Regions from separate parts of the Mus musculus genome. Here regions 1 and 2 are each linked to region 3. The links are chromatin loops, found by intact Hi-C in ENCODE. Cell type or tissue: gastrocnemius. All regions are shown on one strand. Each heading gives the region's core, and the rest is flanking DNA. Links, peaks and the distances in the headings are about the cores only. Region 1 holds the start of Gm41568 (a long non-coding RNA gene). Region 2 holds the start of Wiz (widely-interspaced zinc finger motifs). Region 3 overlaps Cyp4f39 (cytochrome P450, family 4, subfamily f, polypeptide 39).

Region 1 (10,184 bases), core at 738-8,737, 350 kb after region 3:
AGAATGGGGGTCGCTGTGTCCAGACTGGGGCTTACTGCATTTGTCCACCTGGATGGAGTGGCCGCCTGTGCGACATACAAAGCCTGCCCTGCACGGAGGCCGCAGCCCAGATGGGTGAGGGAAGCATGTGGTGCGTGCGTGTGGGGCTGAAGGGTGGTGGTGCATCCCTCTTGCTGGCATGAGCCAAATGAGAGCGCCATACAACATATGGGACTAATGAGGTGTGTGGCTCAGTATGTGTGTGACTGGAATAACTGGCCAGAGTGTGACTATATCTGTCACAGTGAGACAGCTGGGTGTGTGTGTGACTAAGCTGATAGAGTCATCAAAGTGGTGCTGTGGAAAGAGACCAGGTTAGCTGACAAGTGGCCTGACAGCTTTTGGATGTGGGTGAGACACTAGGGATTGATGGCAGTGGGGATGTTAGATGAATGTGTGATGTGGCCGGAATAGGAAAGGTGGCATGGCCACCTCTGAGTCTGATGTCACCCTCTGCTTTTCAGGGGTGAGGTTGGAGCAGCTGTGTCAGGAAGGTGGAAAGTGCATAGACAAGGGCCGCTCCCACTACTGTGTGTGTCCAGAGGGCCGTACGGGTAGTCACTGTGAACACGAGGTGGATCCCTGCACGGCCCAGCCTTGCCAGCACGGGGGCACTTGCCGTGGTTACATGGGGGGCTATGTGTGTGAGGTAAGTGCGTCTCAGGGAGAGGGAAGAGAAGTCAGTCATGCTTGCCTGTGTTTCTGTGTCCTGGTGTGGGTCCTTCCCCTCCCCCGTCGGTGGGAGAGCAGGGATGTTTCATGTGTAGTAGGTAAGCACTCTGTATCACTCAGCTTCATCCAGAGTCAGCATGGCTGCTATAGAATTTTTTTATTTTATTTTATTTTTTTTTTTTTTTGGTTAGATTTTTGAGACATGGTCTCGTTATGAAGCTCTGGCTGTCCTGGAATTTGCTATGTAGTCCAAGCTGGCTTCCAAGTCACAGCAATCCTTCTGCCTCTGGCTCTATATGAGTGCTAGATAACAGTCATGCGCCATAATACTTGTCTGCGTGTCTTTTCTTTCCTCCTTTTCTTTATCTTTTCCTTTCCCTTCTTTCCTTCTCTTTCTTTCTTTCTTTCTTTCTTTCTTTCTTTCTTTCTTTCTTTCTTTCTTTCTTTCTTTCTTTCTTTCTATTTTGAGACAGAGTCTCACTATGTAGCTCTGGTGGGCTTAAACTATTAGAGATCTACCTACCTCAGCCTCGTGGGTGCTAGGATTAAAGGAATGAGCAACCAGGCCTGGCCTAGCAGTCCTTTTATGGGTATATGTCTGTGTGTGTGTGTGCACAGGAGTGTAAATGCAGAGGTCAGGGGCAGACATCAGGTGTCCCCTCTATCACTGTACTTTGTTCGCCTGCGGTTCTCTCACTGAACCTCAAGTTAGGCTGTAGATGGTGAGCCCCAGTGATCCTCCTGCCTCCCCCACCCCACACCTGGGTGACACACATAGAAGACCACACCTAGCTTTTTAAGTAGGTACTGAGGATTTGAACTCAAATCTTCACGTGTGTGCAGCAAGCGCTCTTACCCACTGAACCATCTCTGCAGCTCCTTAACCCTCATGCACTTGTGGATGGACTTGGGGCATGTGAGTTTCTGTCTCCAGTTCTGTGTCTCTCTCTGGGTATGAGTGACTTACCATTGTGTCTGGACATGTGGTCTGGGGTACCTGGGTATTTTTCCTGCGTGTTCTCATCAGCCTATCTCCCTCTGTACTGAGTGTGCTGGTGGCCTTCCCAGTCTCACCCTGACCAATAGCAACTTGAGGGAGGAGAGGATTTACTTCAGCTTACAGGTTACTGTCCATCATTGAGGGAGGCTGTGAAAGAAGCCCAAGGCAGGGAACCATCGTCCAGAACTGAAGCAGAGACCATAGAATTGTGTTGCTTTCCCGGAGCGGTCTGGGTCTTCCCACATCAATCAGCACTCAAGAAAATGCCCCCACAGACATGCTATAGGCCAATCTGAAGGAGGCAGTTTCTCAAGCAAGATTCCCTCTTCCCAGATAGGTCTAGGTTTGGTTCAAGTTCATGCACACACACAGATAACAAGTGTGGGCACAGTGTGTTTCCTTGTACTGGGTAAGTCTGCCCCCTACACTGGCTTTGTGTTGGATGTCTATGTGTGTCCTTTTGTGGTGAGATTCTGTGTGCTCACAGGTATGCCGAGGCACGTCTGTGTCCCTCGGGGCTGAGTGAATTCCTTTCTTGCCTCAATACAGTGTCCAGCTGGCTATGCTGGTGACAGTTGTGAGGATAATATAGATGAGTGTGCTTCCCAGCCCTGCCAGAACGGAGGCTCCTGTATCGATCTTGTGGCCCGCTATCTCTGTTCCTGTCCCCCTGGCACACTGGGTATGTTAAGGCCAGGGTTGGGGGCAGGATAAGAGGATGAGTTTCTAGCCTCCACTGACCATGCTCCTATACCCTAGGAGTTCTCTGTGAGATCAATGAGGACGACTGTGACCTAGGCCCATCCTTGGACTCAGGCGTTCAGTGCCTACACAATGGCACCTGTGTGGACCTGGTGGGTGGCTTCCGCTGTAACTGTCCCCCAGGATACACAGGTCTGCACTGTGAGGCAGACATCAATGAGTGTCGCCCGGGTGCCTGCCATGCAGCGCATACTCGGGACTGCCTACAAGATCCAGGTGGGCATTTCCGCTGCGTCTGCCATCCTGGCTTCACAGGTAAGAATGGCAGAGAGCCTGGCCAGAAACCTGATGTGGTTCTGCTTCTGTAGTTGATCCTCCTGCATCTGTTTGTTCAGGGCCTCGCTGTCAGATTGCTCTGTCCCCCTGTGAGTCCCAGCCATGTCAGCATGGAGGCCAGTGCCGTCACAGCCTAGGCCGTGGAGGTGGGCTGACCTTCACCTGTCACTGTGTCCCGGTAGGTGTGATTGGTAGGGGTTGGAACCCTTGGGGAAAGAAAAGGCCTGTGGCTTTAGGGAAGCATAGGTCTATACGGGAAAAGTAGAAGGAAAGGAGGTTCTGAAATTATGAAATTATGAAATTATGGTTTGGAGTGTAACTTAGTGAAATTGTGACTTGGCTTTGTTGCCTCCTGGGGAGGTATGGCTTATCTTCAAAATGAGGTCAGTAGAGGAAAGGTTGCTGGAATTGGAGGGGTGGGGGTGGGGTGTCAGCATTTCTCAAGTCTTGACCTCCATTCTTTTCTCTCTTTTCCACTCTCCTGTTTCTTCTCACTACCAATTTTTTCTCTTTCTGTCTCCTCACTTCACCATTAGCCATTCTGGGGTCTGCGTTGTGAGCGGGTGGCACGCTCTTGCCGAGAGCTGCAGTGCCCAGTGGGTATCCCATGCCAGCAGACAGCCCGTGGACCACGCTGCGCTTGTCCTCCGGGGCTGTCCGGGCCCTCCTGCCGGGTTTCTAGGGCGTCACCCTCAGGAGCTACTAACGCCAGCTGCGCCTCTGCCCCTTGTCTGCATGGGGGCTCATGCCTACCTGTACAGAGTGTCCCTTTCTTCCGCTGTGTGTGCGCTCCGGGCTGGGGCGGCCCGCGTTGTGAGACCCCTTCCGCAGCCCCTGAGGTCCCCGAGGAGCCACGGTGCCCGCGAGCGGCTTGCCAGGCCAAGCGAGGGGACCAGAACTGCGATCGTGAGTGCAACACCCCAGGCTGTGGCTGGGATGGCGGTGACTGCTCACTGAACGTGGACGACCCCTGGAGGCAGTGTGAGGCACTGCAGTGCTGGCGTCTCTTCAACAACAGCCGGTGTGACCCGGCCTGCAGCTCTCCAGCCTGCCTCTATGACAACTTTGACTGCTACTCTGGTGGCCGCGACCGCACCTGCAAGTGAGCCCCCTGACTCTGTCCTTCTGTCTATCTATATGTTGCACTGTCAGTGAGCCACATCTGTCCCAGTTTGTCTGTCAGTCTGTTTTTGGCTCGTCTGATGGGCTGTCCCTTCCAGCTGCTACCACCAGGGCACTGGTGGTTTCATCCGCCTGTTTCCACCCATGTGCCTCATCTCTGCCTATTTATATTTTTACCTATATATCTTGCCCATTTGCTTCTGTCTGCCTGCAGTTACACATCCCATCTGTCCACACTTAGGACTTGTTCATTTGTCTTTCTTAAAATTTTAAAAATTAAACTGGGTCTAGTTGCTCACACATTTTAATGCCAGCATTTCAGAGGCATAGACAGCAGGTCTCTGTAGGGATTCAAGGCCAGCATGATCTACATAGTGAGTTCTAGGCCAGCCAAGGCCACACAGTGATACCCTGTCTCAAAACAAAAACAAACAAACAAACAAACAAAGCAAAACAGGAGCCCACAGCAGGTGCTCATTCAAGAGCATACAATAGTGATACTGGTTGAGCATCCCAAATCCCAAACCTGAATCCCTGAGCCATGTGGGGCATGGGCATGATGCCACAGTGGAAAATTCCATCCTTTGCCCCAATGATAAGTTACAGTCAAAATTCAGACACAGGTTGGTCTGTAGTGGCAGAGCACCTTCCTAGATGGCATGTGGCCCTTGGTTCAATCCCCGCCCAGCATGGAAATAAAACAACCACCAAAGGCAGGCACACTAAAAATATATAGTTACTTTTGGGTATGTGTATTTTTGTCTTTAGACTTGGGCCTCATCCCAGAGGTGCCTTATATAAATTATGTATAGAGGGCTGGGGATGTAGCTCACTTGATGGAATGCTTGCCTAACATCCACAGAGCCAGGCTTGGGTCCCCAGCACCACCTAAACTGTGAGAGGTGCTGTGTGCTTGTAATCTTGGCTCTCAGCAGGTGGATCAGGAGGATAATAAGTTCAAGATCACCCTCAGCAACATAGTTTTGTTTTCTTTGTTAAAAATAAGGCTTCAGCCAGGTGTGGTGGCGCATGCCTTTAATTCCAGCACTTGGGAGGCAGAAGCAAGTGGATATCTGAGTTCAAAGCCAGCCTGGTCTACAAAGTGAGTTCCAGGACAGCCAGAGCTACACAGAGAAACCCTGTCTCGAAAAACCAAAATAAATAAATAAAATAAATAAATAAATAAATAATAAAAATAAAAATAGGGCCTCACAATTCCTGGCTGGAATTGGCTGTGTAAATCAGGCTGGCCCTGAACACACAGAGATATCCTTGTCTCTGCCTCTGGAGTACTGGAATTAAAGGTATATGCCAGCCTGTCTGACTAACATAGGGAGTTTGAGGCCAGCTTGAGATACATGAGATCTTATCTTAAAATATTTATAGAAAGATATCTCATTGCATTTATTTGCATATATAATATTTAAGCATATGTGTAAATATTCTAAAACTATAATTTGAACTCTGAAATAGTTTTAGTCCCAATTATTTCAAATTAGGAACACAGAACTTGTGCTTATGCAGCCAACGACTGCATTTGCAGAAAGCATATGCAAGAACATTTCCCACCACCACCATCCCCAACCCCATACCAGCACTGTCCACTACTGCTATTCTCTGTGTGTGCATTTAGGTGACCCGAAGAATCTCTGAGTTTGTGTTCTCTGTCCCCAGCCCTGTTTATGAGAAGTACTGCGCCGACCACTTTGCAGATGGCCGTTGTGACCAGGGCTGCAACACTGAGGAATGCGGCTGGGATGGGCTGGACTGTGCCAGCGAGGTCCCGGCCCTTTTGGCCCGAGGGGTTCTGGTCCTCACAGTTCTTCTGCCTCCTGAAGAGTTGCTGCGCTCCAGTGCCGACTTTCTGCAGCGACTCAGCGCTATTCTGCGCACCTCACTGCGCTTCCGCTTGGACGCACGTGGCCAGGCCATGGTCTTCCCCTATCACCGGCCAAGCCCTGGCTCTGAATCCCGGGTCCGTCGTGAGCTGGGTCCTGAGGTGATCGGGTGAGTGACTGTGGCTCAGGGCTGGGTACAGCGGTTAGGGCACCCGTGGTCCAGACCGTCTGTTTCACGCTTCTTAGTTGAGAGCTCTCTTGGCAAGGCGTCTTCCACAGGTTTTTCCGTGTCTGTCGGGTTGACATCTTTGCTATGGGGGGGGGGGGGGTTCATCCTCTGTACACTACAGGGAGCCTCGCTGCAGCGCTGAGATTTTACTCTTCAAATGCAGGTGACAGCACCTTCTTGTGTGCATGATGTGTGTGTGTAGGTCCCCAAGTGCCATGACGACGCATGCCTGTAGAGGTTAGAGGACAACAGTGTGAAGTCAGTTCTCTCTTCTCATCAGGATGTCAGGCTTGCATGATGAGCATGTTGCCTGTGAGCCATTTCGCTGGCTTGTTTGTTGTTTTCTTCTCGTTGTTTGCTTTGTTTGTGTTTTATAGGCACTAACCTGAAATTCAATCTGTAGCCCAGGTTGGCTTTGAACTCATGGTTCTCCTACTCAGCCCTTCCAAGTACTAGGATTGCAGGCATACAATATCGCCCCCGACACTCACTCTCTTTCCTCCCCACTCTCTTCATTCCCCTTTCCCCTCATCTCACAAAAGTTGTAGAACTTGCTCACTGGTGACCTGGTAGGGGGAACCTGAAGTGGGAGAGGCATTTTTTTGAGGGTGGACCAGGGCCTGAAGATTGGGCCCTGACAAGGAAAGGAGAGCTGAACTTTAGAGATGCTGTGGTTTGTGGGTTCTGATTGGATGCAGGCAGAAGTCAAGTAGATGGGTGAGGTGACACATGGCCCCTTTCTTGGCTAAAGTGGCTTAGTGATGAGGACATAGGGCTAAGCAGGGGCCACCTTGGAACTTGCTATTCTTAGGGGGTCTTGAGGTATGGGGAGGAACCCCAGGAGATGACTGAGGGCTGAAGATGCATACAAGACAACTGGGTATTGGAGGCCATTGGAGGGAAAGAAGGGAGAATCAAGGAAGCAGGAGAGAAGGAAATGAAGAAGGAATCTAAGGACTCTCAGAGACCTAAGAATTGGGGGACAGTAGAGGACGTGGCTCAGTGGTAGAGAACCTACCTTGTATATTCAAGGCCCCAAGTTCATCTCCAATACCACAAAGAAGGATAAAGGAGAAAAAGCAAGCTTTTAGAGAAACTGACATGGTACACTGTCCCAGCAAAGGGCGACACCAACAGACTCTACCAGGGCGAATGAAGACATTATTGAATTCACAGCTTTGAGACACTGTGACCAATAAGATCTGTTGGGAGAGACAGTGGAGTTGGATGCCAGCTGAGAGCTGGGTGGGTGGTAGAGACATGGAGAGTGGAGACGGATGTGGCTCTCTGAGGTCGGGTGTCTAGGATGCTGTAGACAAGTGTTGAGCCTTTGGGTCCCTCTGCTCTGTTCCCACAGCTCTGTGGTGATGCTGGAGATTGACAACCGGCTCTGTCTGCAGTCAGCTGAGAATGACCACTGCTTCCCTGATGCCCAGAGTGCTGCTGACTACCTGGGAGCCTTGTCAGCAGTGGAGCGACTTGATTTCCCATACCCACTTCGGGATGTGCGAGGTGAGCTGGGAAGAAGAGAGGGTAGTACATTAGAGCGTGTAGCCCCAGAGATGGTTGAATCCTATAGTATGGTTGAAGCCCTGTGAGTAAAGCCCCATCTTCTGGCTGAAGCTGTCCCATAGCTAAGCCAACCCCATGGGTAAGAGCCACTTAAAATTGAAACCTTACTTGTAGTCCTGCTCCACGGCTACAGCCCTGCTTATAGCTGAGTATCGCCCATGGCTGAAATCTGCTCACTCGTTCCTGCCCTGATACTTGGCTGAAGGCTCATCTGCTGCTTCCATCCTACAGGAGAGCCGCTGGAGGCCCCAGAGCAGAGCGTGCCACTGCTGCCACTGCTGGTGGCAGGGGCTGTCTTTCTACTCATCATCTTCATCCTGGGTGTCATGGTTGCCAGGCGAAAGCGAGAACACAGCACCCTCTGGTTCCCTGAGGGTTTTGCATTACACAAGGACATAGCTGCTGGCCACAAGGGCCGGAGGGAGCCTGTGGGACAAGATGCACTGGGAATGAAGTAAGAACCTCACATGCTCTACATCCCCAACTGTGGGTCCCTTGTAAGCTCTAGACCATACTCACCTCGGTCATATTCCAACCTCTGACCCCAGCCTAACCTTAACTACAGACTCCATCTGGGCCTTCAGTGTTAATCCTCTTGACCTATGACCCCATGATCCCTGAGGATTGCCCCAACCCCTATCCCTTGACGTGATTTTCTATTTCTATACATTTCCTGACTCATATCTTTCCCTGACGCCATCCTGAACTAACCTCACAAAATTCATTCTTATGACTGCTAACCTCAAGACTTTTGTCATTTCAACCTGTCCCTGACCACGACTGTATCCTTGATGACTCCTGAATCATCTCTGGCTTCAACCCACCTGTACCTTTGACCTCACCTCAGACCCCTGTTTCTACCCAATCCTGTGTTAATTCCCTTGTGATCCTCAATCCCAAGCCTTCAACTTGACTTATTCCTCAACACCAATAGCCATATTCTGACCTTAACCCTTCCCTATGACACCATAACTCCTGACTCCTCATCCTGATGTTTCAAGCCTGGCTATCCCGTTTGTCACAAGAGAGTAACTCCTCTTCCATGAGCTTTGATAACTCCTTTATCAAAGTTATGAGAGGAAACTTCCTTTGCCCCTGCAGTTTGTCTCATCTATCCTCATGCATCCATGTTCCATTGTGTGTGCCACTCTTGACTCTGAGTTCACCTTATGAGTCTGGCCACCTCAGATGTGAGGTGTGGAGCAGGTATAAAGACCGTTGTTTGGATCCCTAGAACCTGTATAAATGCCATAAAATCCTTAAGTGCTCAGTGGGCCCGGCAGCCTGACTTGGAAGATGGAGTCCTGGTCCCTAGAGCAAGCTGACTAGTGAGTCTAGTCATATCCGTGAGCTCTTGGTTTGATTGAGGGACCCTTCCTCGATGACCAAGACTGAGGAGAGATTCCTCTTTATCAACCTCAGACCTGTGCACCCAAAACACACACCTGCACTCACAGATGGAAAGAGAAAACATTTTGATTGCCACCTGACATGCTTCCTGCAACTTCATCTCTATCCTCCTATCCATCATTGGAATCTTTGTCAACGACCCAGGACCCCTCCTCAGTTCCTGACCCCTTACCTACCTCTATGACCTCTGCCTGAACCAAACCCTAAACCCTCTTCCCAGGCCAGAGTTCTCTAGTGTACTTTCTCACGTCTTTTTCTTCTTGTTTTCCCCAAGGAACATGGCCAAGGGTGAGAGTCTGATGGGGGAGGTGGTCACAGACTTGAATGACTCAGAATGTCCAGAGGCCAAGAGACTGAAGGTATTAACCTGCTTCTCTGACTCTTTCCTTCAGGGTTCCAAGTTGGGATCCCCTAACAGCTGGAGAGCCCAGGGAAGTCTCTCTTCTCCCGATTGCCTCAGCCCCAGACAATTTCCACATCTGTGTGGACCTCACTTTTCCCTTAATGTGATTCTGTTGCTGTGTTGGGAGGAACAGAGATTTACCATGGGTTCCCTGGGTGGGTGGGGCTTCCCCTTCTTCATATGGTTCCTCCTCACACAGGTTCCTGCTCCCAGGTCTGCCTAGGGTCACCCTAGAGCAGCAGCTCTTAACCTGTGGGTTGTGAACCTATTTGGGCTGCGCTCTTCAGTTTCAGATGGCTCAGTCGGTAAAGAAAGAAAAGAAAGCCAGGCGTCTTGTGGTACACAGGTAGTCCCAGTGAACAACCTTTCCACAGAGGTTACCTAAGACCATTGAAAAACACAGGTTTTTACATTATGATTCATAATAGTAGCAAAATTACAGTTATGAAGTAGCAGTGAAAATAATTTTATGGCTGGGGGGTCATCACAACATGAGGAACTATATTAAAGGGTGGCAGCATTAAGAAGAGTGAGAACCAATGCCCTAGAGGGAACACCCTAGTCCACAGAGTGATTGTTTTCTGTTCCTTGTCTAGCATCCCCAGCCTGAAAGTGTCCCCAGCTGCTCTAGGGTTCCATCTATCTTTAGGAACCACACCCATTTATTTGGGCTGTGCTCTTCAGTTTCAGATGGCTCAGTCGCTAAAGAAAAAAAAAAAAAAAGAAAGCCAGGCGCTTGTGGTACACAGGTAGTCCCAGTGCTGGTGAGGTGGCAAGAGCAAACTCCTGGCTGGTTAACTAGCCTAGCCTTCTTGGCAAGTTCTTAGAAGAACCCTGTCTCATAAAGGAAGATGGATCGTG
Region 2 (9,909 bases), core at 1,910-9,909, 110 kb after region 3:
CAGATGAGGAGCGGCCCCAGAGGCGGCCGCGGCCAGTGCTGCGCACACAGAGCGTCCCTGCCAGACGTCCTACCCACCGTCGCCCTTCTGCAGGTTCCAAGCCGCGGCCCAAAGGCTCCCTACGCATGGGCCCCGCGCCTTGCGGACGGGCCTGGACTAGGGCTTCTGCCTCGCTACCTCGGAAGCCATCGGTACCATGGCAGCGCCAAATGGACCAGCCGGGGGACCGATACCAAACTACGGGAACGCACCGACCAGTGGGCAAGGTGACATCCGGTCCAGATCCTCGCCAGGGTTTGGGACAGGCTGAGGATAAGGAGCCAGACTAAGAAAGGATCTTAGGCTCATCTAACTCTGAGACATTTTCCCCGACCTACAAGTTCCCCAACAGGGTAGAAATGTGATAAAATGAGGAAGGGACCTGAAGAAATGTCAGATTACAGCTACTGTCTTCCCACAGCTAGCAGAGATACAATGTGAGGTGGCTATATTCCGCGAGGCACAGAAAGCTCTGTCCCTTCTGGTGGAGTCGTTGAGTACCCAAGTCCAAGCCTTGAAGGAGCAGCAGGAGCACTTCCGCTGTCAGCTGCAGGATCTGTACTCCAGACTGGGAGCTGGGTGAGCCCTGCCCTTCACAGTAGCTCTTATCCCAGGTTCTTGGTCAGGATGGCCCAAATCTCTTCCAGAAAGTCCCTCCCCGCCTAAACCATCCCGCCTCTAGGTCTTAACAGTTCTATAACCTAGATGTGTCACCCTCAAGTTACCAGTTCAAGCCCTGGCAGCCTCTCCCTGCAGGGCCTATCTCACACCTGTCTTTGACTAGTCCTTTTATTTACTCACACCCCCTCAACCAGCCCCTTATAACCCGATTAGGCCATCTGGGCCCTTCCTGCCCATTGGTCAGTCTCAGCCTTCAAATTGATTAAGCATTCCATCACCCCACCCCACCCCAGTGTGTTCCTTCTGTGAAACTAGATTTAACTTTGTAGTCCAGGCTAACCACGCACTCTCTCTCCATCCTCTTGGGCTTTAGCCTCAACCCCCCACCTTGAGTTACAGGGTTGCACCACTACACTTGGCTAGTCTTTGCATCTTAGCTATGCCAAGCTCTAATCAAACCTTGCTTCAGATATACTTATGCCCTGCTCTCTAAACCCCAACTTCACTCCAAGCCCTGCCCACTGAATTCTTGGCAGTGCACTCAGGATGAAAGGGACTTTCTCTGTTTCTGACTTGCCCACTCTCTTGCCCCTGACCCCCACAGTATCTCAAAGTTGGATTCTAAGGGTGGTCTCCCAAGCAACGGAAGCCACAGGCTGAAAAGTCTGGTAAGACTCTTGCCTGAGACTGGAGGGGAGTAGGGAGTGTGCTTGGTATATACCCCCAACCTTCACCCCAACCTCAAACCCACTTCCACTGCCTTCCCAGGAACAGCGCCTGACTGAGATGGAATGTTCTCAGGACCAGCTGAGGGATAGCCTCCAAAGCCTGCAACTTCTTTCAAAAACACCAGGATCTCGGAGCCAGCCCCTGCCTCTCAAAGCACCATGTGTCAATGGAGCTGATCTGTCAATGGGCACTTGAGCATTTCACCCCACTCCATATATGGTCTGGAAGCCAAGAGAGCCACTACAGAGGATTTTCTGACTGCCTCAGCCCTTCATGGCCTTCAGTGGGGGACAGAGTGGGAGGTGTCAATCACTCTGGTAACTGTGAGGTTGCCCAGTAAATCCATTTCAGAAAATCACCGGTTTCTCTGCCCCTACAAATGATTAATACAAGAGAATGCCCAGTTCTCCATTCAGGTCTCCCAAATTCATACCTAATTTGAAGTCTCCTGAAGTTGGAAATAATGAGCAGATCCTCACAATTGGTGTGATCTAAGGTTGTCACTTTAAGAGACTCCATTCTCTCCTCTGTAAAGTGTATCTAAAAATTCTCCACATAGTGGAAAACTCTTAGTTAAAGGTATTCAATAAAGGGTATTGATCATTTTTGGGGGGAACCACCTGCTTTTCCATGAAGCACAGACCTCCCACCCACCTATCCAACCTCATCCCCTACCAATATTTCAAGCTCCAAGTAACAGAATCTTTCTAGATGCCATATCACAATCCAGGCACGTTATGGCAGGGAGGGCAATGAGTCTGGGAGACAGATGGAGGGTATGTGAGAATACAGTTGAGTTTTATGGCTGGTTGAGTAAGGTGGATGAGACAATAGGCAGGTGACTAGGTTAGCTACTTCACTGATCATTTGACCTGGTTTAAGGCAGATCTCTAATCAAAATGGATATATTTACTTAGAGAAGGCTAATAGGAAATTAATACTTGAACTAAATGAGTAATCAAATACACACACACACACACACCTCACATTTATTGAGGTCTTTTGGGACTCCCAAATGAGCCGTGGGAAGATAATAAAGTAGACAGACATGAACTCCTGTCACCATTTGGTGATGACAAATATGCAACTAATGGATGACTGTATGGATGGATGGATGTTGGTAGGACTGTTGAATCCCTTGACTGTGGATAGAGAAGCAATGGACTAGTACATGGGATATGAGTGGGTAGATTAAGTGGATTTTTGGATAGATGAGTGTTTAGAGAGGTGATTTGTTTATTGTGTTGTTGAGAGGTTGACAGATTGAGTATGTAGATATATGGGTGGACAAATGGGTAATGGATGGGAGAAAGCAACCAGTTTGTGATGTGTGTATATGGGCTAGTCTGGAGGCCATGATCCCAAAACCTAGGCGGAGGAGAGCTTAACATTCGGTACAGACGTAAAGTAATGGAGATGTTTACGTCCAATACAAACAACGAGGAAAGACGACTGACCTTATGACTGGCAGAGATTGAAAGCTAAGAACTGATGCTGGGTGGAGTCCTCAATGAGCTATGAATGATCCGAGAGAAAACTTCTACGTTTCCCTGCTGTGAACTCACCTGTTATTAACAAACCTACATGTTATTAACAAACCTAGTATAGAAAGAACCAGTGGGGTGCAGAGGACAGTATGTTGTCATGGTAACAGAGCCCCTCCCTAGACGCTAAGGTCCTGCGGCTCCTTTAAGGGTGACCTGCTTGGCCACTCCCAATATGGCGGCGCGCCCGTTGGATTCCCCACCCCACCCCCAAAGTGGCACAAGGGGGGGCAGACCTCCTCATCATGGCGGCGCGGCGGGGCTGTCGCGCTGAGGTCACGTCGGCACGCCGGGGGGGAGGGGCGGGGCGGTGGGGGGGGGAGCGATTTAAAGGGACAATGTCCCCCGAGCTGTGGAGGCAGCGGTGGCTGCGGAGGCCGTGGCACCGGCACCAAGAGGGGCAGCAGCTGTAGTGGCAGCGACGGCCCTATGAAGTAGGGGAGTTCCCGGCCAGCGACTACGCCTCCCCCGGTGAGGCTCGACCCAGCCCGGGAAGCTCGCGGACGGGGCGGAGCTGGAGCAGGGAGGGGAGGCCTGGGCCCGGTCGGGCCGGGCGGGACCCCCTGGGGCGGGGGAGGGGCGGGGCCTGCAGGGGCGGGGCCTGCAGGGGGCGGGGCTGTACAGGTGGGGGGAGGATCGGGGGTCTCGAGGCAGGTGTCTCCCCCCCCACCTCAGCTCGTCCCGCGGGGTCTCCCGCCCCGAGGTGCACGGGCGAAGGGCGCATCCTGGGGACCCTGGCTTCCCCGCAGGGTGCGTCCGCGCAGCGCCGCCCCTACCTCTGCGACCCCTGCGGGAGGTGGGGTAGGGAACGACCATCTGGACTGGAGCCCCCTCCCCAAGCTGCCAAAGTGCTCCGAAGTTGCGGTCCTGCCCGATCCCCGCCAGCAGTGCCTACCCGAGTGGGCACCCGCAGGTGCTTTCTCCAGGCCTGGGCAGGGACCCCTCCAGCCAAGACTGTCAACCCACCCTGTGTAGGGCCCCCCGGGAGCGCCCAGGCCCTCGAGGGCAACGCCTGCTACCAGGCCTGGAGCCCCGGCCCCGCCCCGGTTGCCTGGGCCGGGCCTCACCACCATCTCCCTGGGGAGAGCGCCTCATTCCTGCCCTTCACTTTCTGCTCTACCTTGAAGGTATTTATAGGTGGAGAGGACAATCGCCCTCCTCCCCCCCAGGGTCCTTATTTCTGAAACAGGAGCCCCATCGGTCCTTTTCATCCTCGGGCCAGAACAACCAATATCGGTGGAGGATGCAAGCAATACTATTGGAAGGTGGCAGGGTGGAGGAGCCCAGGCTTGGTATGCATGAGAGATCATGCTAAGAGAAGGGAAAGGGTTAATGGTGGGGTCACTTGAGCGTGTGGAGAGGCTAAGGGGTTAATAACCCTACATTCCTGGGTAGGGAGAAGGATGTGAATGTTGGAAAAGTGTAGGGGTAATTGATACGGGGCAACAGAAGTGAGTAAAGTATAAGGGCAAAGATGGGGGCCCTCGAGACCCTGCACTGGGGAGAGAGCGGGGACCCTGGAAACTGGAGGCATGGCTGTAGGTTATGCAGTCACAGGAAAGCAGCTGGACACGGTGAAGCTGTGAGTGAGCCATGGGAGGAATAGGTGGAGGTGGAAGGAGTGATGAGGGAGGGCTGAGGTGACTGAATGTGCGTGTGTAACTGTGGTGAATGGAGGCTGTGAAGAAGCTGGGGAAAGAGAACGCTTTAGTGTACTGAGACTCGCTCCCAGTAGAGGTGATTGGATTATAATAGGAGTGAATGGAACCTCAACACCACTTAACCCCTCACTTCAACTAAGAGACAAACTGAGGCCATAGGCTTTGAAGGAGAGGACTAGGGTTCTGAGAGAGGGGAGAACAAACAGAATTCTCTTCTTACTCTCTTAAGGTCTTCCTTGTCTTTGTCTCCAGGCCCACAATGTCCTGCTGAACCTGCCAGGTACTGAGTGAAGATTCACGGCTGGCACCCATGGAGGGGTTACTGGCAGGTGGCCTGGCTGCCCCGGATCATCCTCGAGGCCCCGCTCCAAGAGAGGACATCGAGAGTGGGGCTGAGGCTGCTGAGGGGGAAGGTGATATCTTTCCATCTTCTCATTACCTGCCAATCACCAAAGAAGGCCCTCGAGACATTCTGGATGGCAGAAGTGGCATTTCTGGTAAGAGGGCTCTGTGGCCCTAAAGAAGCTTCCCACTTGGTCCCCCAGGCCCAGAGAGAGTCAGGTCACCCCACCCAGCAGGGGCTGAGTTGCAATTGGAATTCTGTTCGATGCACATAGCCTCCTTTAGTGCTCCACGTACCGCTTTTCAGTTTGCCCTTATGAAAACAGATGTCTTGGGAGCCCATGACTGGATGTAAGAAACTGGGATTCATACTTGTAGTGTCCTGGCTTTCCTCTCTAAGCTGGACACCAGCTGTATCCAAATCCCATGTCAGTACCCTGAGCTCTTTGCCCAAAGCCCACTTGTTCCTTCTTGCAGTCTTGATGGAGTGGAGCTCCTGAGCGAGTGCCCTCTAGTGGTAAGGTAAAGTCTGGGGAGATTCGAGTTGCCTCTTTCCATCTTGATTTACCCCATACAAGGCTAGCTCACACTGTCCCCACCTCACAATTTGTTGTTCGTTTATTAAACACTGAGCACCTGCTGTGCCACTTTCTGTTCTGGGTGCTGGGGAAATAATCATAAAGAGACAAAAGTCCCTGTCCTCCAGGGGTTGGCATTCCAGAAGGGAAGGTGGACAAGGAACGACTGAGCAGATGTCATAAGGGCAGGTTATGCAGGCTATGCAGATATTAAACTGAGTGCCAGGACCATGGCTGGGCGCTCCAGGAAAAGCCACCTGACACAGTGGTGTTTGAGGCACAGCACAGAATGAGTGGTGGGACGTGCCCAGCAGGTGGCGGGACAGCATGGGCAAAGGCCCTGCAGAGGGGAGGAGCCTGGTATGTTTAAGGACTTAACAGGAATCTGGTGTGGCTGGTCCCCCAAAACTTGGCCTTCTAATAAATTCCGAGCACCTCTTCTGTGGTTCCTACATGCCAAGTTCTTTGTCTTCTCAATTCACATCATACTTAGAACCTTTGTCGGAAGAGCCTCCGTTATTTAGTATCTCATGTTAGGAATGGGAAATTCAAAACCCTGAGGGGTGAAGTCAGTAGTGTGGCCTTACACCCCTCTTCCTTCTTTGTTTTATTCTGTTCTTTATAGAACTGGGGATTGCACGTAGGCCCTTGCACATACTCTGCAAAAGCTGTTCCATTGAGTTCTGCCCCAGCCCTCCTCTTTAGTTTTTTGGGTTTTTTGTTTTTTGGTTTGTTTGGTTTTTTTGTTTGTTTGTTTGGTTGGTTGGTTGGTTTTTTTTTTTTTTTTTTTTTTTTTTTTTTTTTTTTTTTTTTGAGACAGGGTTTCTGTGTAGTCCTGGCTGTCCTGGAACTCACTTTGTAGACCAGGCTGGCCTCGAACTCAGAAATCCGCCTGCCTCTGCCTCACGAGTGCTGGGACTAAAGGCGTGAACTACCATGCCCGGCCCTCTTTAGTTTTAAATTAACTTCCCTTTCATTCACTTGTTCTTTCTCCTGGCATTTTGTTTTGTGCATTTTACATGTTAGGCAAGCACTCTCCCACTAAGCTACATTTCCATGCCTCATCTTATTTTTTAAGTTTTGATTATTTTTATGGTATGAATGAATGTCTGTATGTGGGTATGTGCACGTGACTGCCGGTGCCTGAAGAGGCCAGGGCTGTTAGATACCTGGAGCTGGAATCCGAGATACTTCAGAGCTTCCCAGCCTTCCCTTTTAAGTTTTTTTTCTTTTTCATTATTATTATTTTATGTGTATGGTTGTTTTGTGCACATATATATCTGTGCAGCTCCTGTATGTAACATCTGCAGGGGCCAGAAGAAGGTATCAGATCCATTGCAACTGGAACTACAGACAGTTGGGAACTGCCAAGTGAATGCTGGGAATTGAACCCTTCCTTTGGAAGAGCAGAAAGTTCTCTTAAACACTGAGGCATCTCTCCAGTCACTCCCTGTTTTTTTGTTTTATTCTGCTGTGCGTTTTTTTTTTTCTTTTAAGATAGGGTTTCTCTGTGTCGTCTTCCCTGGTTGTCTTGGAACTCACTCTGTAGATCTGGCTGGTCTTGAACTCAGAAATCTACCTGCTTCTGCCTCCCTCCCGAGTGCTAGGATTAAAGCTGTATGCCACCATGCCAGGCTTCTTTTTAAGCTTTTGAGTAATTTTTCTTCTTTCCACCCCCCACTCTTTTCTGTTGTTTTCTTTCTTGTTTTGTGTTTTGTTTTGCTGAGTTTGTAACCCAGAGCCTCAAAAAGTTAGGCATGTACTCTTGCACTCAGCCCCATTCCCAGAGCCCTTTATTTATTTATGGCCCCTCTACACTTTTGGAGCTCCTTGATCTGACATTGCGTAGCAGCTCTTCTCATGATGCTCAGGTATTTATGAACCCACCTTTCTAGAGTGTGGTAAAGAAGGGGCCTAGCACATGCCATCCCTGCTGTCATGGAGCCCTTCATCTGGGTCAGGGAAGATGAACCAAGACGTAGAGTGAGGAGGAAGCAACATGAAGCACGGAGATCAGTACAGAAGCCCTAGCTTGTAAAGATTGGGACAGGATGGCTGGCGCCTGCCAGTATGAGGCAAGAGGGGGCATGGTGAGTAGCAGGTCCTCGGAGCTGAGGGCTATCCCTTAGCAGTCCCCTCCTCAGGACCCAGTGAGTACCAGGACTTTGTCCAAGGTTACACAGCTAGTCAGGGCAGGTCTGGAGTCTTAACTTTGTAAGAATTCAAGAAATCTTCTGTAGATTCCAAGGGACTAGGCATTTTTCTCCATGTAGCAGATGGCCCAAGACTGGAGAGATGGAGAAGGTAGGTAGGTGTGTGTCTTCACTACCCCACATCCCCACTGAAGAGCAACCAGGAATTCATGGGTGCACCTGTTTCACAGCCTAGGTAGGAGGAGAAAGGGGCCCCCAAGGGGGATGGAACCCACTCTTAATGACTCCCAGAGTAAATGGGAGCACATGTGGGGATGGCTGCCTTGAAGCAAAATCATAGCATGGAGGTTAGAGAAAGCCTGGATATCTGTCCCACTGCCCCTCAGCTGCTTGATTCCCCTTTGTAGACTAGGCACTTGCCCTGGGAGTCTCCTGATGTCTATAAATAGGAACAGTCTCTGAGGCTGCTATTCCACCCTGAAGCCTGGGCATTCCCTCATCCCTATGCAGCCCTGAGAACCCCTCAAGGATTCCCAGGAGTGGCACCCCCAAACTTCTCTGCCGGGACAAGGAAATACCACTGCCTTGCTCTGTCTTCCAATATGGCTATCAGTTGGGACCCTGCCTCAAGCCCCATTGCAGTCCCATATACATCTGAGGTAGGCTTTGCAGGTACAGCAAAGTCTTGTGGGACTTACACGTTCCACTCAGATCAGCGAAGAGTCTGGTACATGCCTACTATTGTCCATGGGACATGGGACCTGGGAACAAAGAATGGAGAGAATGAATCAGAACATGGAGAAAGCAAGCCTGAGGCTACAAGTCTAGCCTCCAGCTTCCACCCCAGGACGTCATCAAGCCAGCCTTGACACTACAGAACACCCATCTCCTCCTTCCCCATCGCTGTTTCTCTGGATGGAACTCTTCCTGTGATCTCATTGGCCCCCATCAGTGGCTCCTTGAAGCTGGTTTCATGGCTGCTTGCATTGTACTGAGGAAAAAACAGAGGCTTGGAGCTGAAAGGCCACTTCTGGTCACAGCTGGGCCATGCACTTGGAGTTGTCTGGCAACAAAGTCTAGATTCTTGGCAACTCTGCCAAGCTGCTGGCTGCCTGGCTTGGAGTTTAAGTGGCTCATGGGCACTCTTTCCTCTCGTTTGTAAGCTGTGTCGGGGACCCCACATCGCAGGAGTCAGTGAGGGATTCTGGCACTGCCACTGACTCAGAGTTGCATCCGAGGTGCCACTGGGACTTCTGGATCTCCCTCAGCGTGGAGGCTTCTGGGCAAAGTCCCCACCTCCAAGCTGTCTCAGATATAGTCCCTGCTTGGTCTCCTTCTTCCAAACTTGCTGCCACTAAAAATAGGAGCCTCACTGGAGCTGCTCAAAGAGGCCAGTGTGCCCCCCTGGCTCACGGAATTCTTAGACAACAGCCATTGCGCATAGCCATCAAATCTGGGACACTCAGAATTTCAGAAACAGGACACCTGGGACCCTCAGACCCACATCTCTAGGCTGTGCTGGGACTGGTTATCCACTAATTGGTCACTTTCTCCTGATTAGCTCTCAGCTGTGACTGTGTCTAGGATAGACCCTGTTTCTTAGGGTTGTTTTCCCAGCTCCCACTGTCTTCTCCAGTGCCTCATCATAACTTTTGTCCTTAAACCCCAGAGTATCCCTGCTAGGAGCAGGGAGTGGGTCTGCCTCCATGGTTCTCAAATGGGGACAGTCAGGTCCCACAGGGGACACTTTGGAGGATGTGTGCAGACATTGTCAGTTGGCATGATTGCAGGATAGGTAGGAATTACTGTCCCATGGGCGAGTAGAGGCCAAAGACATCGTGGATTATCCTACAGTGTGCCGTACTGCCTCAGCCCACAGAAGGACCCTCCCCCAAGGGTCAAGACTAAGACCACTCTGCTCTAGGATATGCAAATTTTTGTACCTCTGCCCCACATTTTGAGGCCATGCCATTGTAACAGCCCTTTTGTCAGGCTCAGCAGACAGACCATACCTTCCTGACCACTCCCTCTCATTTTCATTCTTCTATCCCCAGTGGTAGGCTTTTAATTACCAGGGAAAATTGGATGGTGGGGTATTGGAAGAATCCGTGCCAGCCCTCGCCCTTTCTGGACCATCCTCAAATTGAGGTTGATCCAGCAATTGCATCTGTCAGGCCCTGGCCAGGGCACAAGTCCCCCAGCGTGTTAACCTTGGCCCAGGCAATTGGCTTACTCCCTGCTT
Region 3 (10,184 bases), core at 1,168-9,167:
CATGGGAGCACAGAAGTCAGCATTTGAATAATACAAGAATAATCTTTACACGGGGTATAGTAACATTATGCCTACAAGTCAGGGCATGACATTGTCATGAATATTGAAGAATCTCCTGAATAAATGCGGTGTAAAGAATGCTCCCCAATTATCTCTAAATGGTTAATGAAAGGCTGGACATAGAAAGACTGGACTTCTGATCCCAGTTAAGGGTACTGGGGAGAAGAGTGAGGTAGAAGGAGTTCACTGCGACAGAGGTTCAGGAGAAGAAGGGTCATGAGGTAGGGTGCTACATCCACTCCAGTAGTGACTCATGTGACAGGCCTAGAAAGCCTGGAAGCAGTCCCGAGGCAAAGAGTTTCACAGAAACTTAGCCTCCTGGAACCTTGGCATTCCCATAGCTAGAATGCCCCAGATTTGTCCCTTCGATATTGTGGAGGGTCTTGCATGCTTTCTTACAGTATTTTACTGGATAAGAGTTAGAAATCTCAGGGCAAGCTTAGCAAAGTATACTTAGAATCTTCATTACAGTCAGGTATGGCAGACTACATTGTATATTAGAAGAAAGTTGGTGAGCTCTTCTGACAAATGGAGATTCCCTACAGATACTTAGGAGGAATTACAGTACTGCATTATTCATGAAAAGGTCTGCTAGAGCAGAACCCCCTGGTGCAGGCTTTCACAAGGCTCAAAGGAACAGCATAAATTGTGACTACAGTGTGAAATCATCTCCTGGTCCCTGTCATTAGCTGACTCTAGGCAGGGCTGCTTTTAATTCTTAACTGTAAACATTGCCTGGTTCCTGCCAGCCCTTTGAAGGCGGTTCTCTGTTTTGTGTCAGATAACTTCAATGTACCTTGCCTGCTGTGACACCCTACTCCTTTGTTTTCTGTATTATATAAAACTAATGCTAACTTCGACAAAATTACATCCAAATGCCATACTCCTCTGTGTCCATGTCTGTTTGTCACCCTTTTCATCAACAACTCCTTGCCCACCTGTCCAGAACCCTAATTTCCTGCTGATTGAGGGAAGCTGACTGAGGCCGGTCCATGGCAGTAGGGGAAGAAGATGGTTGCCATGAGGAAAAATCACCAAGGGAGTTCTCTATGATGACAAAGAGTTATAGCAAAGTGAGCCAAGAAGAAACTAAATACAAGTAACTCAGGACATGGGACTGGGGAATAGCTAAGATAGCATAGAGGTCTAGGAATATCTGCTCAGTGGTACTGTGCTTAAAGCTTGTTGAATAAATCAATAGGTCCTTGTCTCAATTATTTGGAAGCTATCTAGGTGCAATGGCTATTCCTGGTTGTCAATTTGACTTCATCTGGAATGAACTACAATCCAGAAATGGAGGGCACATCTGTGGTCCAGGTCTTGAAGCATAGTTGCCATGAAAAGCTTAGGCCCAGGTAAGGTAGTATACACCTTTAATTCCAGGAGACAGAGAAAAGCAGATCTTTGAGTTCAAGGCCAGCCTGGGACAGAGCAAGATCCAAATCCAGGTGTCGTGGTTCACACCTTTAATCTGGGTCACACCTTCTGCTGGAGGCCTACATAAGGATGTGTTTGATTGCAGTTTCTTGCCAGCACATCTGTTGGAACCTACACCTTTAGGACTCCAGCTTACACAGAAGGGCAGCTGAAACACCCAGCTTTGCATTAGGACCCACAAGATATGTCCTACCACAAGGCTCCAACCATAAATGGTTCCAATATATCCATGGGCCAGTGAAGTGGCTCAGTAGCCTGATGTCTGATCCCATGTTGGATGGACAGAGCTAACACCTCAATGTTGTCTTATGACCTTCTTGTGTGTGCCATACTTAATTAATTCATTAATTCACACACACACACACACACACACACACACACACACACACACACACACACATATGTGAGGAATATTGCTGAAGGGATTCCTACTGCAAAATGGCCACTTAGAGGGATTCCCCCCCCCCCAAGGTTAAACTCAAAGGCACGCAGAGGTCACAGCAGTTGAAGAAATTAAGATTATATCTCCAGCTGGCAGCAGAACTTAGCAGCTTCAATGTGGCAACAGTGAAGATTTACACCAAAATTCCAGAAAACCTCTGAGGCCAAGCACTGTGTATTCAGGTAAGATTTCCTGCAAGATGGATGTGAGATGCAGTTGCTCAAAACTGGGAAGATCAAGCCTAATCCCCAGTAGAAACCATAAGATGCTAGAAATACAGAACCATTGGATAGCCACTGAGAAGAACATCAGGCACACAGTGAAACTGGCCCAAGAAAGAGTCTATGTGAGCTTCAGCAGGCAGGGCTGAAGAGGCAGGACTGTTGGAGCCCAGATGAGTTGATCATAAGCCCTAGGTGCCAGATACGGATGGTTTTCTGCTTTTCTTGATGGCTTTCAGGCTTATTGTAGTCTCGTTTCTCCATCTTGTAGTGCAAAATTTATTCTGAGCTATTATGTATTGGAAATATGCAACTTGCTTTTTAAGAAAAAGTGCTATGTGGACTGAAGAGATAGCTCAGCATTTAAGAACACTGGCTTCTCTTGTGGAGGACCTGAAATTGATTCCCAGCACCCATGTAGCTGTTCACAGCTGTCTGTGACACTGGTCCCAGGAGATCTGGTGACCTCTTCTGGCCCCCATGAAACACAGGTTGTACGATACATGTGGGCAAAACATTCCTACTCATTTAATTAATTAATTTTAAAAATTAAGTGTTGTGTCGTTGAGCGATACTGTTCCTGGGGAGATGTAAACAAATGTTCACTCATCCCACACAGGGAACCAACAACAGACCAGAATAAAGGTGCAGCAAAAGTCCAACTTATGGAAGTGTGGGTGAGGATTCCCTACACTAGCAAAGATGATTCAAAGCCAGCTGCATCACCAAAAGCTTTTATTAACAAGGATGACAGCTCGAAAAAAAGCTGGAATCCTAAAGCTCACTACATGTACAACTTGCAGGTAACTCAATAGGTCAAAGAGTCTCTCCACTATTTTTACAGCTTACATCAGCTTGGAAAAGGTGGGGGCCTGATGAATCTAGTCAGTTTCTAGGACTTCCTGAAGCTGTTGAGTTGTTTATTATTTGGTACGTGTTTATTGAACATGTACCATATAAATACAATGGAGTGTTATCTACCCATAGAAAAGTGTGAAGTCACATCGTGTTCAAGAAAATGAACAGAATAGCTCAGCTCAGAAATGAACAGAATGGCTCACATGGCTCAGCTCAGTCAGATTATGTTCATTCTGGACTCTTAGAAATCTCTGCCTCTGGCTATGCTCTCCCTTTTATCTACAATAAACATCCTTCTCTACCATACCTAGGGGCAGACATATCCTTTCTTTATTATTATTTTTTCCATTCAAGTGTGAATCACTTGCTGATGACTAGCAGAGCCCAGCTTTGACCTTGGTCTGTCTTACACCAAGCCAGGTGCACATTGCTTTCCTAATAGCCTGCTAAGAGTCAGAGAACTTGTGAGGGGGTTTTTCAGCAGTGAGTTCCTTGACTGTGTGCCAAAGGACACAGCATCATAGCTGGTGCCTATGCCGTCAATCTTTCATAAAGCAGGTGTTAACCACGTGCTTCATTCTGTCTATTCTAACCATGTGTTAAGTAGTATGGTAAACACCCCCTCCTTTTCCCTCCATCCCTCCCTGGCTGGTTGTAAAAAAGTAGTGATTAGGGGAAATTGCTTATACGTGTAGAAATTCATACTTTGGGGAGGGCTCAGTAGGGCTAGCATTCTGTGATCTATTGAACAGTATTATCTATGTTCTATTGAACAGTATTATCTATGTTCTATTGAACAAAGCAGCTCATCAGAATAGGAAGGAGCCATTTCCAAGATGGCTGACTCTTATGGTGGACAAACAGTTGGGGATCTCATGGCCTTTCAGACAAGGCCTCTCCTTGTGGCTACTTGGGTTTCCTCTTAACATGTCTATTGGGGTCAAGATCTTGTAGTGTAGTGGGACTGGAAGGAAACTGTGGACCTTCTATGATATAAATGCCACATCCGGGAAGTCATGTGGACTGGCCAGAGTCAAGGAGAGGAGCGTTAGCTTTCATCCCTGGACTGGTTCTTTAGAGAAAGAGTCAACAGTAATATTTTGATGTTTTCACAGGGCATTGACATCTATGAAGTTGATGTTCAAGAAACACATAATCAAGTTAGCAAAAAAATATAAAACTAAAAATGTTAATTATGTGTCTGTCTTAGGGTTTTACTGATGTATACAGACACCATGACCAAGGCAACTCTTAAAAGAACGACATTTAATTGGGACCAGCTTAAAGGTTCAGTGGTTCGGTCCTGTATCATCAAGGTGAGATTAAGGTAGGCATGGTGCAGGAGGAGCTGAGAGTTCTACATCTTCATCTGAAAGTTGTTAGCAGAATACTGACTTCCAGGCAGCTAGGGTGAGAGTCTTAAAGCCCACACCCACAGTAACACACCTACTCCAAGGCCACACCTTCAAATAGTGCCACTCCCTGAGCCAAACATATTCAAACTACTACAAGAGGAAACAAGGTGCAACACCCAAGAGGGCAAAGGGACAAAAGGGCTGGGTAACCAAAATGGTTGGATTATATAGGTAAAAACAGCCCAACCCAGCGACCCATTCACCACTACCACCATCTGGCTAGAGAGTTCAGTGTAGGAACAGGGTATGCAAGGATCCTGTAACAGGTAGGGGCTGAGAGATGCTGAGAGAACCTGGAGATCAGACCCACTTTGATATGTCAAATAGGCACTTCAGTCATTTGTTCCAGGGTTTAAGACTTAACTATACTCTGATCTCAAATACCTCCTTGGTAATCAGGATACAAGAATAGGACTAAAGTGCCATACCCACTCCAGTGAAGTCTTCGTGGCAAGTCCAAAAGCTTGGCCACAATCCTGAGGCAAAAAGTTTTACAGAAACTTGTCTCCTGGAGAGTCTCTGGTGCCCCATAAACAGATTTGTCCCTGCGATAGTGTGGAAGGTCTTGCATGCTTTCTTGCAGTATTTTACTGGATAAGAGCTAAAACTCTCAGGGCTAGTTCAACAAAGTAAACTTGGAATTACAGCCGAGTCACTCCTATATGCAGGAATTTACAATGGTCTAGGAAGAAGGAGGGTTGTGGTTTAAGGAGGAACTAGAGAATTGTATTATTCAAGAAAAGGTTAGCTAGAGCGGAAAACCCCTGGTGGTGGGTTGTACAATAGACCAGAATTACACCTGAGCATATTAGCACTTTCACCTGGCTCTTGTGAATAGTTGACTTTAGATAGGACTGATCTTATCTCAGTTGTAAACACTGCCTGGTTCCTGTTACCTTTTATGTATGCATTTTCTCTGTTTTGTGTAAAGAGTCATTATGCATCTCAATGTACCTTGGCTGATGTATCACCTAACTTCCTTGTTTTTCTTCTGGGTTATAAGTCTGATGCTCGCTTTGAGACATTACATTCGAATACAGCACTCTCTCTGGTGTCCATGTCTGTTTGTCATCTTGCTGACTCCTTGCCCACCTGAGTACCAGGACCCTGAATCTCCATGGGTTGAGGAGTCCAATCCACAGCACTAAAGGATCTGGAGGGGCCATCACTGTATCTTAGTTTAAACTCACCAGCAGCAGATCCTGATCTAAGGATTCCAGGGTAAAGACTTTACTTGGCAGCAATCCTAAGACAAGGCTTCAACTGCCAAGCATCTTTTTGGGAGGGTATCCCAGGAAACATCAGAAACATTCCTGGGGAAGTGGAGTAGGAAAGAGAGACGGGAGCCAAGGGCAACGTGAAGGAAGTTTACAATGCAGTGAAGACCCAGTACTGCTTCAAAGGCAGTGTCTCTCTAGAGTGTGGAGCCTGCACAACAAGGATCAAGGCTAGTTACTGGGGCATGGAGCTGTGACATTGACCATAAGCACAGCTGGTGTGGAAGGTTGCAGGCACAGTGAATGGTATTTTTCCTGCTTTGCCACAAACACATGAACACATATTACATATATACACACACAGACACTAAGATGTGTGCATGCTGTCACTTAGACACATTCAGGATCACCAGTGCACATAAGATGTAGCATATCTGTGGGCATTCACACATAAACATGAGAATTCTTGGAGGAATTAACTTTATAGCCTGGTGCCTCTGACCAGCAGAGGGAGCCTCTTACACACATATGAGAGAAACAGGGAACCTCCTCCCCAGCCTCCTCTTAAAAGCATCAATCACACAGACTGTATATGCAGGCCTAATGGTGCCACCTGAAACCCTGCCTTAAGAAAGAGTGTTGGCAGGAGGGCATAAAGGTGTGGCTTGAACTGTGGCCCCACCTCTCCCTTCCTCCTCTCATTTATTCACCTTCACGAGGTTCATTAATTTCAAACTTTATGATACTGCAAGACTCACAGTACCAGGGAAAATTGAGGAGCAGAGAAGAGCAGTCTGCTGCCCAAGGCCACCTCTAGAAAAGGCCCTGACCAGGATTAGCTCTCATAAATACTGCCTTCCCAAACCAAATTTTTGTGATTGTTTTGTTTTGTCATGTCTCTGGAGGAGGACAAGGTTACATATGAAAAAAACTGAGAAGTCTTTGGAGAATGACGGGCTTGTAGGAGCTCCTCCATCCTGGCGACACTGTAAGAGCTAGTGGCTAGGATTGAAGTCTGTAAGCTTACTACTCAGCCGGCAAACACCGTGGACAGTGGACATCAGCCGACGACCCCATCACATGCCACCAGGACACAAGGCAGCTCTGCCACTGCCACGGTCATTAAATTCAGTTTAGCAGATCCTCTAGGCACCTGCTGGACAGAGGATCTGTGCTGAGACCCCAAGATAAGGATATTGAGTGAGTTGCTCCCCTCTGAGACCTGTTTTAGCATCTATTAAATGAGACAATCAGAGTCATCCAAACTGTGGCTATTAACCAAGGGCATGTGGGAATACAACTGAGTCGTGGCAAGAGTCATTCCATTGATACGAAGCCCGGGCTGACCATGTCTTTCCCAGTGCCTGCTCATACCTTCCATGACTCCCTGTTGCTCTCTGCCCACTACCCTTCCTCCAGTCTGCTCCCACACCCAGATGTTACAGTTACTGTAATGAGATTCAGATGAGACCTAATGCTTCCCGTGTTCTTCCCAGGCTGAGGTGGGTGAGCACTCCATTCCCAACACATCCCTAGACCTTGCTTTCTTGGACACTGGGTGTCCACCTGGCCCTAGCTGGCCTTGAACTTGAGATAGAATGACTCTTGCCAGAGCTCAATTGTCTTCCCGCGTGTTTGCACCTGATCCACGCATTGCTCCATGGTTTGGATGACTTCTGATTATCTCATTTAACAGACACTAAAACTGCTGTGAACTTTTTGTGCTCTTTCCCAACCCAGGCCTTTGCTGACACTGTTCCTCTGCCTGGGACACTCTTCCCTTCCCACAGTCCACTCAACTTCTGCTCTTACTTCAGCCTCAGACTTCCCGTGATCCTCCACCCCCCATACCTCTGTCACATTCACCCAGAACCAGGGGTCTCATGTTTGAAGCATGTGTCATGCATGCATTGTGAATAATCATTCACAGGTATAATTGTTCAACTTCTGATCCTCTCTGATGAGAAGGAAGAACTAGGCTGGGCTGGATGCCTGGCCCCATGCCAGTAGACATTGAATTAATATGCAATCTATTGACCAAATAAACGGAGCACAAATTGTCCCAAAAAAAAACCTGAGTTTAGTTCCAGATCAAATAAGTATGTCCCAGTTGCTTCCCGACTGTCAAGAGGCCCACCTCCCCACCTTGGGCTCCAAATCTAGGACCGGATGAGATGGACGGTGTTTGGATCCTCTTGCTTTTACTCTCACTCTTAAAATTGAGAAAACTCAGCAAAGGGACGGTGACCAAGAAGGAAGGGGCTTGCAAGGGCCCAGGTTTACAAAACAACAAAGCAAACAGCCTAAATCCTGAGAGCTTGAACTGTCCTTTCATGGAGCTGTGGGTCTTGGGAAAGGATGTTGAAGATTCAGGACTGCAACCTCAGACTCCGGCTTCTAAATCCTCCATTTAGAAGCTAACTTGGGCATAGGCAGAGGGAAAGCCAGAGGATACAACCCCAGTGGTGAGTCTTAGGTCCAAGTTTCTGTGAGCTGGGCCTAGGAATCAGAATCCGCAGGGCCAGGGTAATCTGACTGGGGCGTGGCCTAGGCCCGAGTGGGGCGTGGCCTAGCATCATTCCCTCAAGCTGAGGGCCGGTGACAATAATTCAAAGCGTAATTTCGACCTCAGAGGGTGGAATCAAATCCCAAGGGTGGAGTCTTGTCCTGAGGGGCGAAGTCAGCACCAACAAGATACTCCTCTACAAACAAAGCTTTGTCCTCCAGTACTTTCGAGGAGCGTAGTCAACGCCCTCAATATCTTGGGGGCGGATCCATGCTATTGGAGGCGTGATCTAGGCCTGAGCGGGCGGAGCCTGAATCCCTGAATCCCAGGATCCGCGGAGCAAGGGCGCACTCAGGCCCGTGAGGGTAGAGGCTCTACATTGAGCCAAAGGCCGTTCTCCGTGCGTAGAATAAGCTCCGGCTTCCTCCGCACCTTGTGGGTTCGGTCCACGCTCAGGCGGAAGCGCAGCAGTGTCAGCGCCACGACTACACGCATCTCTGCCATGGCGAAGCTCTGCCCGATGCAATTCCTGAAGGAAGGGTTCAAATGAGACTCAAGAATTCTTAGGATGTGCAACAATGGAGTCAAACGTTCAAATCCTAACACACAGCTTACTACTACCAATGCATCCTGACAGATGAGCGCCCTTATCTAAGCTTCAGTTCCTTCCTCTGTAGAACCCGAATGATGACAGCATCACAGAGCTATTGGAAGTATGTGAGTCCAGAACCCGGGGTCCGACATAATGGAGGAGTACCCTGTTCTCAAGGACGGAATTGCAGTCTGATTCGGAACCTCTTGGTTCAGTTAGGGAAGCAGAAAGGACTTGAGTTGCCTAAAATTACTTGTGGGTGTCGCTTGGTCCCTGCTTCCATGGGGCACACTCCTGATCCGACAATGACTCTGCCCCTCCCATGTTTGGGGTTAGTTTGGGTCCTTACCTGGGACCTGCTGAGAAAGGTACAAAGGCCAGTGGAGAGCGCTGCTGTGGGGTGTCCGGGTCAAAACGGTAAGGATTGTATACCTAGACAAGATTGCCTGGGTGAGTCTGAGGACTGTCCCAACCATCCAGCCCACCTGCACCTCAACCTCTGAGGACCCCTATAGCTGGAACACCTTGGGGCCATTTGTTCCAATCTATCACACACACTTCAAACTATTCATGCCTGTCCCCTGTTGTCACGCACCCAGGCTCTTTTTCTACCTCAGGGCTTTTGCACTTAATGTCTTCTCAGCCTTGAACAGGCCTGTTCTTCATACTCATTAGGTCTCAGTTCAAACATTACCTTGTCTTTGGGGCCTCTCTGGATTTCTTGAGAGTAATTCCTCCCACCTCATCTGTTTGTACCTCCTTAGAACATTTAGCAATGCCCAAAATGATCTTATCTATTGGCTAGTTGTCGTGAGCTTTACTTTAAGGTCCATGAGGGCATACGCAGTGTGTCGTTATAGGTTATCACTGCTAAGCACAGAAGTGTGACACACAGTAGGTGCTCAGTGACTATTTATTGACCTTGTGAATTAACAAGGACTGAGTGAGTCAGTGAGTAACAGCAGGGCCAGTCCCTGCAAGCAGGCCTAAGAAGGAGCCATGGCCATGGGACAACAAAAGCAGGAACTTACCTTAGAGTCAGGCCACACTATGGGGTTGTGGTGGGTCCCGTAGATGCTGACCAAGCAGATAATTCCTGAGGGGGGGACGGACAGTTGGAATCAGTGGGTCCCAAGGGAGTCTCTGGAAACACACACACACACACACACACACACACACCTCAGCTCTTCCTGCAGTCGTAGGATGGATCCCTGTGAGCCAGCTGCCACTTCCTGTCCATCCTTCTGTGAAAACAGTTGCTGCCCTTTCTACTCTCTCTGCCCCTTCCTAGCCCTTCCACGTGGCCTCACTGTCCATACAAGATGACAGTATTGCTCCTGCCACTTCCCTTGGCTCCCTTCTTTCCTTTGGGTAGAGTCGGGTGCCTGTATTTGGCACTCAAAACACACACCATCTGGACTCTGAAGTTCTGTTCC

Evidence for each region. Hi-C counts contacts between places; a loop is a spot of excess contacts. Peaks named below come from ENCODE experiments on the same cell type or tissue, not always from the same donor. Only the 100,000 strongest peaks of a DNase experiment are listed, where the experiment ranks them.
Region 1: it touches region 3 in a loop (3-fold over the local background); 16 of 42 quality-filtered maps call a loop at or near these places.
Region 2: a loop joins it to region 3, with 8 times the contacts of the local background. A loop is called at or near these places in 16 of 42 quality-filtered maps.

The regions. Positions count from the first base shown.
Region 1 is chr17:32,136,911-32,147,094 of GRCm38, reverse strand. It overlaps Notch3 (notch 3), which reads left to right. Exons shown (of 33, transcript NM_008716.3): 19 at 1-114; 20 at 504-688; 21 at 2,261-2,393; 22 at 2,471-2,728; 23 at 2,809-2,927; 24 at 3,286-3,851; 25 at 5,546-5,878; 26 at 7,296-7,450; 27 at 7,742-7,964; 28 at 9,195-9,279. It overlaps Gm41568 (a long non-coding RNA gene), which reads right to left and starts at 7,301. Exons shown (of 2, transcript XR_876749.3): 1 at 6,957-7,301; 2 at 4,160-6,167. In gastrocnemius, for the core only: a CTCF peak has its summit at 3,746 (motif pointing left); a DNase peak (open chromatin) is centred at 3,723; H3K4me3 peaks cover 783 bases; H3K27ac peaks cover 400 bases.
Region 2 is chr17:32,382,755-32,392,663 of GRCm38, reverse strand. It overlaps Wiz (widely-interspaced zinc finger motifs), which reads left to right and starts at 4,847. Exons shown (of 11, transcript NM_001372227.1): 1 at 4,847-5,091. The coding sequence starts at 4,905. It overlaps Rasal3 (RAS protein activator like 3), which reads left to right. Exons shown (of 18, transcript NM_001374604.1): 15 at 1-266; 16 at 461-618; 17 at 1,265-1,328; 18 at 1,429-2,005. The coding sequence ends at 1,584. In gastrocnemius, for the core only: a CTCF peak has its summit at 5,456 (motif pointing left); DNase peaks (open chromatin) are centred at 5,438, 5,781, 8,826, 9,882 and 1 more place; H3K4me3 peaks cover 1,925 bases; H3K27ac peaks cover 3,957 bases.
Region 3 is chr17:32,490,803-32,500,986 of GRCm38, reverse strand. It overlaps Cyp4f39 (cytochrome P450, family 4, subfamily f, polypeptide 39), which reads right to left. Exons shown (of 14, transcript NM_177307.3): 12 at 9,780-9,844; 13 at 9,098-9,180; 14 at 7,667-8,685. The coding sequence ends at 8,508. Among named protein-coding and RNA genes, the nearest start is that of Cyp4f17, 11 kb to the left of the region's middle. In gastrocnemius, for the core only: a CTCF peak has its summit at 6,149 (motif pointing right); a DNase peak (open chromatin) is centred at 6,168; H3K4me3 peaks cover 661 bases; H3K27ac peaks cover 328 bases.